Linked DNA regions of Homo sapiens: region 1 is linked to region 2. A link is a loop called in an ENCODE intact Hi-C map of the cell type or tissue named here. Cell type or tissue: IMR-90. All regions are shown on one strand. Links, peaks and the distances in the headings refer to the core of each region. The heading gives the core; the rest is flanking DNA.

The links. Hi-C counts contacts between places; a loop is a spot of excess contacts. Peaks named below come from ENCODE experiments on the same cell type or tissue, not always from the same donor. Only the 100,000 strongest peaks of a DNase experiment are listed, where the experiment ranks them.
Region 1: a loop joins it to region 2, with 2.8 times the contacts of the local background. A loop is called at or near these places in 5 of 110 quality-filtered maps.

Annotation. Positions count from the first base shown.
Region 1 is chr17:58,708,123-58,713,500 of GRCh38, forward strand. It overlaps RAD51C (RAD51 paralog C), which reads left to right. Exons shown (of 9, transcript NM_058216.3): 5 at 1,737-1,868. Among named protein-coding and RNA genes, the nearest start is that of RAD51C, 18 kb to the left of the region's middle. In IMR-90, for the core only: a CTCF peak has its summit at 3,038 (motif pointing right); a DNase peak (open chromatin) is centred at 3,039.
Region 2 is chr17:58,656,759-58,662,136 of GRCh38, forward strand. The region is part of intron 1 of TEX14 (testis expressed 14, intercellular bridge forming factor); the gene reads right to left. IGBP1C (IGBP1 family member C) reads right to left here. Exons shown (of 2, transcript NM_001395966.1): 2 at 3,666-5,071. The coding sequence starts at 4,841. The coding sequence ends at 3,819. It overlaps LOC124904122 (U1 spliceosomal RNA), which reads right to left and starts at 2,547; the gene lies at 2,391-2,547. RefSeq lists enhancers at 1,133-1,685, 1,817-2,587, 4,450-4,951. In IMR-90, for the core only: no CTCF peak of the experiment used is centred there; DNase peaks (open chromatin) are centred at 2,363 and 2,743; H3K4me3 peaks cover 922 bases; H3K27ac peaks cover 277 bases.

The sequences.
Region 1 (5,378 bases), core at 116-5,115, 51 kb after region 2:
TCCCAGCTGACGTTGAACAAGGTCATGTTCTGCCTTTTTATTTCAGCTCTCTACTGTAAACAAGTGTCCTTTTCACAGTCTTTATAATGCCACTTTTTTTTGCATTTTTGTGCTTTTTATTAGTGTTCACCTGTTCTTCATCACTTCAACCAGTTTCATTTTCTTATAATTATCGGAAATTACCTTATTTGTGTGTTTGTTTGCATATTAATGGTCCCTTACTCCACTAAAACATAACCTCCAAGAGAGCAGGGACCTTCTCTCTTATTTACTATATTCTTCTCTCTTATTTACTATATCATCCCCAATGCCTGGAACAGTAAATAGCATATAGGAAAGGAGGTGTCAATTAATACTTGCTAAATGAAGAAACAAATACTCTAAATAAAACAACTTACTTAGGCATTGCTTCATAAAAGCCTCTTGTTTAATCCAACCCTTACTAGATAGAAAAAAACATAGCATTGGAGTCTTTTGTTTGTTTACATTTGGGTTAGTTTCCAGATTCTTTTTGATTTGGGGATCTTAAGGTTTATATATTGGTTTATTTTTCTAACTTCACTGTTTATTTTTTGCTTTGGGGGGGGCTTTCTTTTGAAAGGGTTTTGCTCTGTCCCCCAGGCTGGAGTGCATGGCAGGGTTTCACCACGTTGGCCAGGCTGGTCTCAAACTCCTGACCTCGTGATCCACCTGCTTCGGCCTCCCAAAGTGCTGGGATTACAGATGTGAGCCACCGCGCCCAGCCTGAAGGTTTTTTTGTTTTTTGTTTTTTGTTTTAGGAAACATAAAAAGAACCCGGAAGGTAAAATTGGTATATTTAATTGACAAATGTGTTGTTTTACCAAGACTTTTTCTTTAAGCCTTTTCAGAATGTTTTACAAAGACTTTAAATGTGCTTTTTATCAGTAAAGACTGTGTACAGTGGCAAGTTAAAGAAAATTATAATTATTCCTTTTTCTTTTTGAATTACTTTTTTTTTTTTTTTTTTTTGAGACAAAGTCTCACTCTGTCGCCCAGGCTGGAGTACAGTGGCGCAACCTCTGCCACCAGGGTTCAAGAGATTCTCCTGCCTCAGCCTCCTGAGTACCTGGGATTACAGGTGCCTGCCACTGTGCCTGGCTAATTTTTGTAGTTTTAGCAGAGATGGGGTTTCACCATCTTGGCCAGGCTGGTCTTGAACTCCTGACCTCGTGATCCACCTGCCTCGGCCTCCCAAAGTGCTGGGATTACAGGTGTGAGCCACCGCGCCCAGCCTTTGAATTACTTTTTTAAAGTTGAGAAATTATCAAAGCAGAGTCCGTTTTAACTTTTAGTGATTATTGCAGAAAGCACTGGCTGAACAGCTTTGTAACTTTCCAAAAGAAAGCCATACTTTAGACAGTTGGAAATAAAGCCCTGGGTTTTAAGGTTTTTTCCTGTAATGGACTATGGTTTTTCCAATGCTATGTTTTTTTCTATCTAGTAAGGGTTGGATTAAAGAAGAGGCTTTTATGAAGCAATGTCTAAGTAAGTTGTTTTATTTAGAGTATTTGTTTCTTCATTTAGCAAGTATTAATTGACACCTCCTTTCCTATATGCTATTTACTGTTCCAGGCATTGGGGATGATATAGTAAATAAGACAGAAGAATATAGTAAATAAGAGAGAAGGTCCCTGCTCTCTTGGAGAGAGAGAGCATTTTTATTATTATTATTTTATTTTTCGTAACAAATCTAATATTATCTCTTCTGTATTTAGGTTCGACTAGTGATAGTGGATGGTATTGCTTTTCCATTTCGTCATGACCTAGATGACCTGTCTCTTCGTACTCGGTTATTAAATGGCCTAGCCCAGCAAATGATCAGCCTTGCAAATAATCACAGATTAGCTGTAAGTATTAACTAGTGAAGAGAGTTTTATAACAAAGTCAAGACTGTATAAAATGTTAATGTCTAGAAATGTCAAAATAGCGTTTGCCTGACAAATAATATAGACATGCAGTTTTGAGTAAAGTTACGTTTGGTTGGTTTCCATTAAAAAATTCTGGTCATAAGTGTCAGTTTTCCTGGAAAATAACAAGCATAATTAATGGACTTTGTGGTTGAGCGCGGTAGCTCGTGCCTGTAATCCCAGCACTTTGGGAGGCCGAGGCAGGTGGATCATGAGGTCAGGAGTTTGAGACCACCCTCGCCAACATGGTGAAACCCTGTCTCTACTAAAAAAAAAAAAAAAAAAAAAAAACCAAAAATTAGCCCGGTGTGGTGGCATGCCCCTGTAATCCCACCTACTCGGGAGGCTGAGGTAGGAGAATCACTTGAACCCAGGAGGCGGAGGTTACAGTGGGTGGAGAACGCGCCATCACACTCCAGCCTGGGCAGCAGCAAGACTCCGTCTCAAGGCAAAAAAAAAAAAAAAGGACTTTGTTTGATAAAGAAATGCCACCTTTGTTAATTGCAGTGTCTTCTTTGTTTAAATATACTTTGGATGTTTTTCAGGTTAACTCTTCCAACATCCCTGGTTTTCTTCTCCTTTGAGTCTTTGATTATTATGTGGTATGTAATCACAGATTCAGATGGATTGAAACATAACCGGTGTAAACAACCTAGATGCTTTGAGGTAGAGCTAAATAACTCTTGAAGATTTGAAATGTGAGGAGAGAAGTAAATATCGGCTCAGAAGGGAAGAGATTTTTTTTTTTAAAGTTTTACCTCACTCCTCTTTAACTGCTTGTTTGCCATTACTTCCCACCCTGAATCCACATCCCACCACTGACACAAATACACACATTTGTCTGGGAGTAAGATGTAAGGTCAAACTGCTTAACTTGATTTCTTTGTCTTTACCTTAATTAGAGAGACCTTAGCACATACCTGTAATACATCATAAGTAAATAAAGAACTTCCTCAGTAAAGTCATTTTAAAGCATACTTTTTTCTTTGAATTTCCAATTTTTTTTGCCATATGCTGAAAAGCATAGTGCCCTGTGTTTGAATTACTTTTTGCTTAAATTAATTGTAATTTAGCCTTTTGTTAATATCAGTGAAGAGCCTCCAGTAGGGGGCACTCAAGACTAATAGGTTGCATAGTTCCTTATGTTTTTAACAGAAATAGCTTCACCTTTTCCGACTAAAAAAGCAATCCAAACAATAACATCAAATAGTAGGTAGTGTTTAAGAAGAGTGATGTAAATATAAACGTCCTAACATGGAAGAAGATATATACATATATGTTATTGAGTGAAGAAATTTAAGTTGTATATAAAATATATTTAATGTTACCTCAGTTTAGAGAAAACTTATAATTATATGTATGCATTTATATTTGTATATATGAAGAGAAAGATCTGAAAGGACCAAAACATTAACAGTGGCTACTTCTTTTTTATTTTTTTGGAGACAGAATCTTACTGAAGTGCAGTGGTACAATCAGGGCTCGCCACAGCCTCGACATCTCGGGCTCAAGTGATCCTGCCACCTCAGCCTCCCTAGTAGCTGAGACTAGAGGCACATGCCACCATGCCCGGCTAATTTTTGTATTTTTTTTTTTGTAGAGATGGGGTTTCACCATGTTGCCCAGCTGGTCAGAAGGCGGAGGTTGGGCTCAAGCGATCATCTGCCGGCCTCAGCCTCCTAAAGTACTAGGATTACATGCATAAGCCACTGTGCCCAGACTTGGCTTCTTCAAAGGATGGGATTTTGTAGGGTTAGGGACACACTTTCCCTCTCTTACTTTATAATTTCTTTGCTTGAAGGTTTTTTTTCCCAATTAACATATATATAACATGTATGGCTTTTGATAATGTATTTTATAATTTTAAGGCCAGATGTGGTAACTCACACCTGTAATCCCAGCACTTTTGGAAGGCCAAAGTGGGAGGACCGCCTGAAGCCAGGAGTTTGAGACCAGCCTGAACAACAAAGCTTGACCCCATCTCTAAAAAAAAAAATACATAAAATAAGAATAATTGGCCGGGCACGGCGGCTCACATCTGTAATGCCAGCACTTTGGGAGACTGAGGTGGGCGGATCATGAGGTCAGGAGTTCGAGACCAGCCTGACCAACATGGTGAAACCCCATCTCTACTAAAAATACAAAAAATAGTCAGGCGTGGTGGCATGCCTGTAATCCCAGCTACTCAGGAGGCTGAGGCAGGGGAATCATTTGAACCCAGAAGGCGGAGGTTGCAGTGAGCCAAGATTGCGCCACTGCACTCCATCCTGGGCGAGAGAGCAACACTCCATCTCAAAAAAAAAAAAAAAAAAAAAGAAATTTTAAGTTATGTATGCTTTTTGTAAAAGAAAAAAAAAGTTCTAAACAATAAAAAATGTAGGAAGCGATTATTCATTACTCAGAGATTGTGTAAATATTGTTGTCTGGTGTAAATATTTTTGCAGACTTCATGCATATACAAACTTACGTTTTAGAAAATGAGGTCATAGGCCAGGTGTGGTGGCTCACGCCTGTAATCCCAGCACTTTGGGAGGCCAAGGCGGGCAGATCACGAGGTCAGGAGATCGAGACCATCCTGGCTAACACGGTGAAACCCCATCTCTACTAAAAATACAAAAAAGTAGCTAGGCTTGATGGCGGGCGCCTGTAATTTCAGCTACTCGGGAGGCTGAGGCAGGAGAATGGCATGAACCCGGGAGGCGGAGCTTGCAGTGAGCTGAGATACGCCACTGCACTCCAGCCTGGGCGACAGAGCAAGACTCCGTCTCAAAAAAAAAAGAAAATGAGGTCATGCCACCGCAGTGGCTCACGCCTGTAATCCCAGCACTTTGGGAGGCCAAGGTGGGAGGATCACTTGAGCCCATGAGTTTGAGACCAGCCTGGGAAATATAGTGAGACTTCATCGCTACAAATTTTTAAAAAAATCTTAGCCAAGCATAGTGGCATGCACCTATAGTTCTAGCTACTTAAGCGGCTGAGGTGGGAGTATTGCTTGAGGCTGGGAGGCAAAGGTTGCAGTGAGCTGAGATCGCACCACTGCACTCCAGCCTAGGCAGCAGAGCAAGACCCTGTCTTCAAAAACACAAAAAGAAATGAAAATGAGGTCATATTATACATGCTATTATGCAAAGCAGTTTTCTGTTTTTCACTTAATATATTGTGAACATCTTTCCATGTATACTACTTTTTTTTTCCATGTACACTACTTATAAGTCTGCTTTACACTAACAGCTGCATAGTATTTTGCTGTATGACTGTAGCATAGGTTTTTTTTGTATTTGTATTTGTTTTTGGGTTTTCTTTTTTATGAGACAGGGTCTCGCTCTGTCATCCAGGCTAGAGTGCAGTGGCATGATCTTGGTTCACTGTAGCCTCAATCTCCTGGGCTTAAGCAATCCTTTCACCTCAGCCTCTTGAGTAACTGAGACCACAGGCACACACCACCACACC
Region 2 (5,378 bases), core at 253-5,252:
AAAAAAAGAAAAAAATTGGCCAGGCGTGGTGGCAAGCACCTGTAGTCCCAGCTACTCAAGAGGCTGAGGCACAAGAATCACTTGAACCTGGGAGGTGGAGGTTGCAGTGAGCCGAGATCATGCCATTGCACTCCAGCGTGGGTGACTGAGCAAAACTCCCATCTCACAAAAAAAAAAAAAAAAAAAAAAAAGAAAAAGAAAATTGGGTTTTATTTATTTATTTTAATGTTTTTAGAGGTGGGATCTTGCTACATTGCCCAGGCTGGTCTTCAACTCCTGGCCTCAAACAATCCTCCTGCCTCAGGCTCCCAAAGTTTTGGGATTATAGGTGTGAGCCACCATGCTGGCCAAATCTGGTTTTATTTTTATTTATTTATTATTATTTTTAAAAAATAGAGATGAGGTCTCACTATGTTGCCCAGGCTGATCTCGAACTCCTGGGCTCAAGTGATCCTCCTACCTCAGCCTCCCAAAGTGCTAGAATTACAGGCATGAGCCACCACGCTGGGCCCAAATCTGGTTTTAGAATTCTGATTTGTGAGGGCTTGTGCCTGTTCTTGTCTTGTCTGTGTGTCAGGGGGTGGAATCCTGAAGGAATCACTAGCAGAAGCTCAACAGGCCTCACTCAGAGGGAACCTCTTGTCTGTTTTACCAGGTTAAAACTCAGATATTGAGGGGAATAACTGGTGTTTGTGTCTTTGTCATGTGTATATTATAATTTTGTCTGGGCAATACGGGAAATGCTTTTTTTTTTTTTTTTTTTTTTTTTTTTTTGAGACAGAGTCTTGCTCTGTCACCCAAGTTAGAGTGCAGTTGTGGAATCTCGGCTCACTGCAGCCTCTGCCTCCGGGGTTCAAACAATTGAAACAGCCTTTGCAAAATTATGACTGAGACAGTGAAAGAGATCTAACTTAACTTACTCCATCTTGCTTCTAACTTCCAAGCTGTCCTTGTTCATTCCCGGGTGTAGGCTGAACTAACTTTGGGAGAAACTTAGTTTATAATTTAAACAAAGATGGTAACAGCCTTTTCCCAAAGCAGACTTCCTTCTTGTCTGGGGACTAGATTGCCTTTGTAGGACTAACATTAGCCACAAGATTAGAAATTATGGTTTAGGAGTCATGCAGCTGGATGCTACAAGATTCTGACCCTTCCTAAACTGCTCCTAAGATCAGTGCTTGACATATTTTGCAGACCTTGCACTTGATAGATCAGCTGGCACCACCCAGATCAATAAACTGGCTCATCTGATCTTGTGGTCCCCACCCAGGAACTGACTCAGCACAAGAAGACAGCTTTGACTCCCTGTGATTTCTTCCCTGACCAATTAGCACTCCTGGCTCACTGGCTTCCCTTTACTCACCAAGTTATCCTTAACAACTCAGTTCCTCGAATGCTCCACGAGACTGATTTGAGTAACAATAAAACTCCGGTCTCCTGCACAGCTGGCTCTGCGTGAATTACTCTTTCTCTATTGCAATTCCCCTGTCTTGATGAATTGGCTCTGTCTAGGCAGCAGGCAAGGTGAACCCCTTGGGTGGTTACACTATTCTCATGCCTCAGCCTCCCAAGTAGCTGGGATTACAGGCATGCACCACCTGTACCAGTGTGTACCACCTGTGCACCGGCTTTTTTTTTTTTTTTTTTTTTTGAGACAGTCTCACTGTGTCACCCGGGCTAGAGTACAGTGGTGTGATCTCGGCTCACTGCAACCTCTGCCTCCTGGGTTCAAGCGATTCTCCTGCTTCAGCCTCCAAAGTAGCTGGGATTACAGATGTGCGCCACCATGCCTGGCTAATTTTTTTGTATTTTAGTAGAGACAGGGTTTCATCATGTTGGCCAGGCTGGTCTCAAACTCCTGACTTCAAGTGATCCACCCACCTCGGCCTCCCAAAGTGCTGGGTTTACAGGCTTTAGCCACCCTCAGCAATTCATCCCACCAGAACAAAAGGCTAACATAGCAAACTGGTAAATTTATCTGCACAGAAAAACTGAACTACAAGGGATGAGGTACTTAACTTCCCACCTGAAGACCCAGGAATTTTTTTTTTTTACTTTTCTTCATTGAGATAGGGTCTCTATCGCTCAGACAGGAGTGCAGTGGCACAATATTGGCTCATTAAGTCTCCATCTGGGATCAAATGATTTTCCCACCTCAGTCTCCCGAGTAGCTAGCACAGGTGCGTACCACATCAGTCTGGCTTATTTTTCCACCCTTCCTAGAAACGGTATAAAATACTTAGCGAGCATCTAATTAAAACAGACCGTAACCTAAGAAGACGTAAGGTCATAACCACAACTCCAAAACCAAACGCGCGCCACTACAACAACTCTGAAAATAAACACACGCAACAACACACAAGCCGTCTTTTAAACTAGTTCAATCACAGGACAGAAAAGCGCAAAAGCAGTCCCCCACTACCACAAGTTATGCAGCCGAGTTTTCTCATTCGGGGAAATCGCGGGAGCAAACACATAGTAAAAACCCTCCCCCAAGAAAAACACTTTATCAGGACCAACAGCGTCTCTCCCCCGCCACAAAGACATTATTTACTTAATATTGCTAATACCTTACCATCGTCCTCAACACACAACATACTCATGGCAAATTGTATTATGAGTTGTTTTTAGGCATCGCTTCGAAACTACCGCTTCTTCGTATGACACATCTCAGACTACACCTTCTTTGGTATTCGCTAGAAAATTTCTCCCGCGAAGAACGCACTAGAACCGGCAATCACTGCGCCCCTATCTACATATGCCCGCCTCTTATAGTAACGTCACCACCTGCTTCTGTACGATCTGACTGAACTCCCTTACGGATCGGTTCGCTCTAGCTGCCGCTCCCAAGGATTCAAAAGAAATCGCATTGTGTGATAAGAAATTTTTTTTCTTTTTTCTGCACAGGCTCATATAATAGAAGTAACTTTTGTTATTTTTTCAGAGAATTCATACAGCCATTAATTATCCAAACCTATTTCTCAGTGCTTTTCAATGGCGTGATCTCGGCTTACTGCAACCTCCGCCTCCCAGGTTCAAGCAATTCTTCTGCCTCAGCCTCCCGAGTAGCTGGGATTACAAGCGCCTGCCACCACACCTGGCTAATTTTTGTAGTTTTAGTAAAGATGGGGTTTCACCATGGTGGTCAGGCTGGTCTTGAACTCCTGACCTCAGGTGATCCGCCCACCTCGGCCTCCCAAAGTGCTGGGATTACAGACATAAGCCACCGCGCCTGGCCCTCAGTGCTCTTTTCATTCCACTTAAGAAATTGGAACACACCAGGATGAGGATGATGATGCCAAAACTAGATTGATGGCTCACATCATCTAGGGTACAAATACACGCTTAATAATTTAACACTTTAGGCCAGGCGCGGTGGCTCACGTCTGTAATCCCAGCACTTTGGGAGGCCGAGGCGGGTAGATCACCTGAGGTCAGGAGCTCAAGACCAGCCTGACCAACATGGTGAAACCTCATCTCAAAATACAAAATATTAGCTGGGCGTGGTGGCGGGCGCCTGTAATCCCAGCTACTCGGGAGGCTGAGGCAGGAGAATCTCTTGAATCCAGGAGGTGGAGGTTGCAGTGAGCCGAGATCGCGCCATTGCACTCTAACCTGGGCGACAAGTAAAAAACTCCATCTCAAAAAAATAAATAAAATAATAATAATAATTTAACACTTTATTGAACTCAAAGCAACATTAAGCATCTTTGCCTTCGTTTTACACAGCTGTAGGGGAGCTCAGGGAGGGGAAGGCTGCATGGTTTTCCTTGGCGGGGAAGGTGTGCACCCTGCAGTCCTGCGGTGTTGTGGGAAGATTAGCCCATGTTCTGTCGGTTGCCGTAGCCCCTAGGGTGGGTGTCCTTCCAGTCATCCCACTCTCGAGCTCTTTGGAGTGTTTGTTCATCATCCTCTTCCTCCTTTTCTTGATCTTCCTGTTGCTGAGTGGCTTTTCTGAATTCTTCTGGTGTTGCCTTGGCTATTCCCTGATCTGGTAACACTCCATGTTTCTGATGTTGATCATACCAGTCACTCACTGTCATGGAAGCCAGACTTGGATAGCCAGCGCCAAATACTTTGGCTTGCGCCATGTTCCGAGTGAGAATGAAGGGTTTCATTGGAGGCCTCTTCTGGTGACATGAGTTAGAAGTGGATGCCTCTCTTGAAGAGTCTTTCTCTCCCAGGATCTTTATTTCCTGATCAATGCTCTCAATCTCTTCTAAGCTGATATCAATCCACCTCTGAAGGTGAAGAAGATAATATTCACGAACACGCTCATTATCTGCTTGACCACTTTCCACAGCAGATTTCATTGTAGACAACTTATGCTCCAACACCTTCTTCTGCTTGTATCGCTCTATTTTAGCCTGTCTTTGAGATGCCATAGCAACGAGGCTAGGATAAGCCGTGGAGGTAATAGCACCGTGATTTTCAGCTGAGTTGGTCTTGGTTTGGGGCAGCTCAAACTCGGCCACACGATAGTAATGGCACTGAGTTAAGTATTTTATAAAGTGTTCGCGAGCCTGCTGCAAATGATCTAGACGCTTACGGGGGTTGACTTGTTTCATGGTGAGGGCTCCTTGAAACGCTGGCACCATCAGGTACTTCAGGTCGGTGGAAGTAATCTCCTCCAAATCTTCATTTCGGCTGAACAAGTCAAGCTGCGATAACATTTTGGCAACCTTGTCAAGGAGGTCGAGGCCCTTGAACACCTTTTCCTGGACTATTCGGGAACCGGTGGGTTCAGTCGCTCCTTCGACTTCGTCCAGAAGCTGTTTGCTGGAATCGAACAGCTCGGGGAGCCGCGGCGGCGGCAGGAACTCGTCTTCAGCAGCTGCCATCTTGGGAAGGCTGATGCGAAATGTTGATTCCTTTCCTTTCTGGACACACGTAAAGATTCTGGCGTAGATTTCTAACAACCAGTCTGAATCGGGCGCTGCACGGCAGGGCAGTCAGGGAGGCGGTGGCGTTGGGGGCGGCATAGGGGAAGGCAACGGAGTCGGTTGTGCCGGGTCTGAATCGCTGCTCCACTCCGGGTCTTCGTCAAACTTTGTCTCTCTGTTTCCGTTTCCTAAAATTGTAAAGTGGGAATAATACTGCCTTCCTGGCTCACAAGATTTCTGTGAGGACTGAATAAGAGAATGCATGTAAAAATGCAGCTACCCCCAACCCAGGCTATTCTGCCCCTCGACTGCTGCCCCCTGTACTTTGGGACCCCCAAAGTGACTTTGCCAAGATTCAAGTATCTGCAGTTCCTGCCACACAGGGAAGTAGCATCAGGCCCGGATTTGGTAACAAACCGAGTGTTCCTGTATGTCTATATCTGTGTATGTATGATGTAAAAAGTACTGGGATTACAGGCGTGAGCCACCACGCCT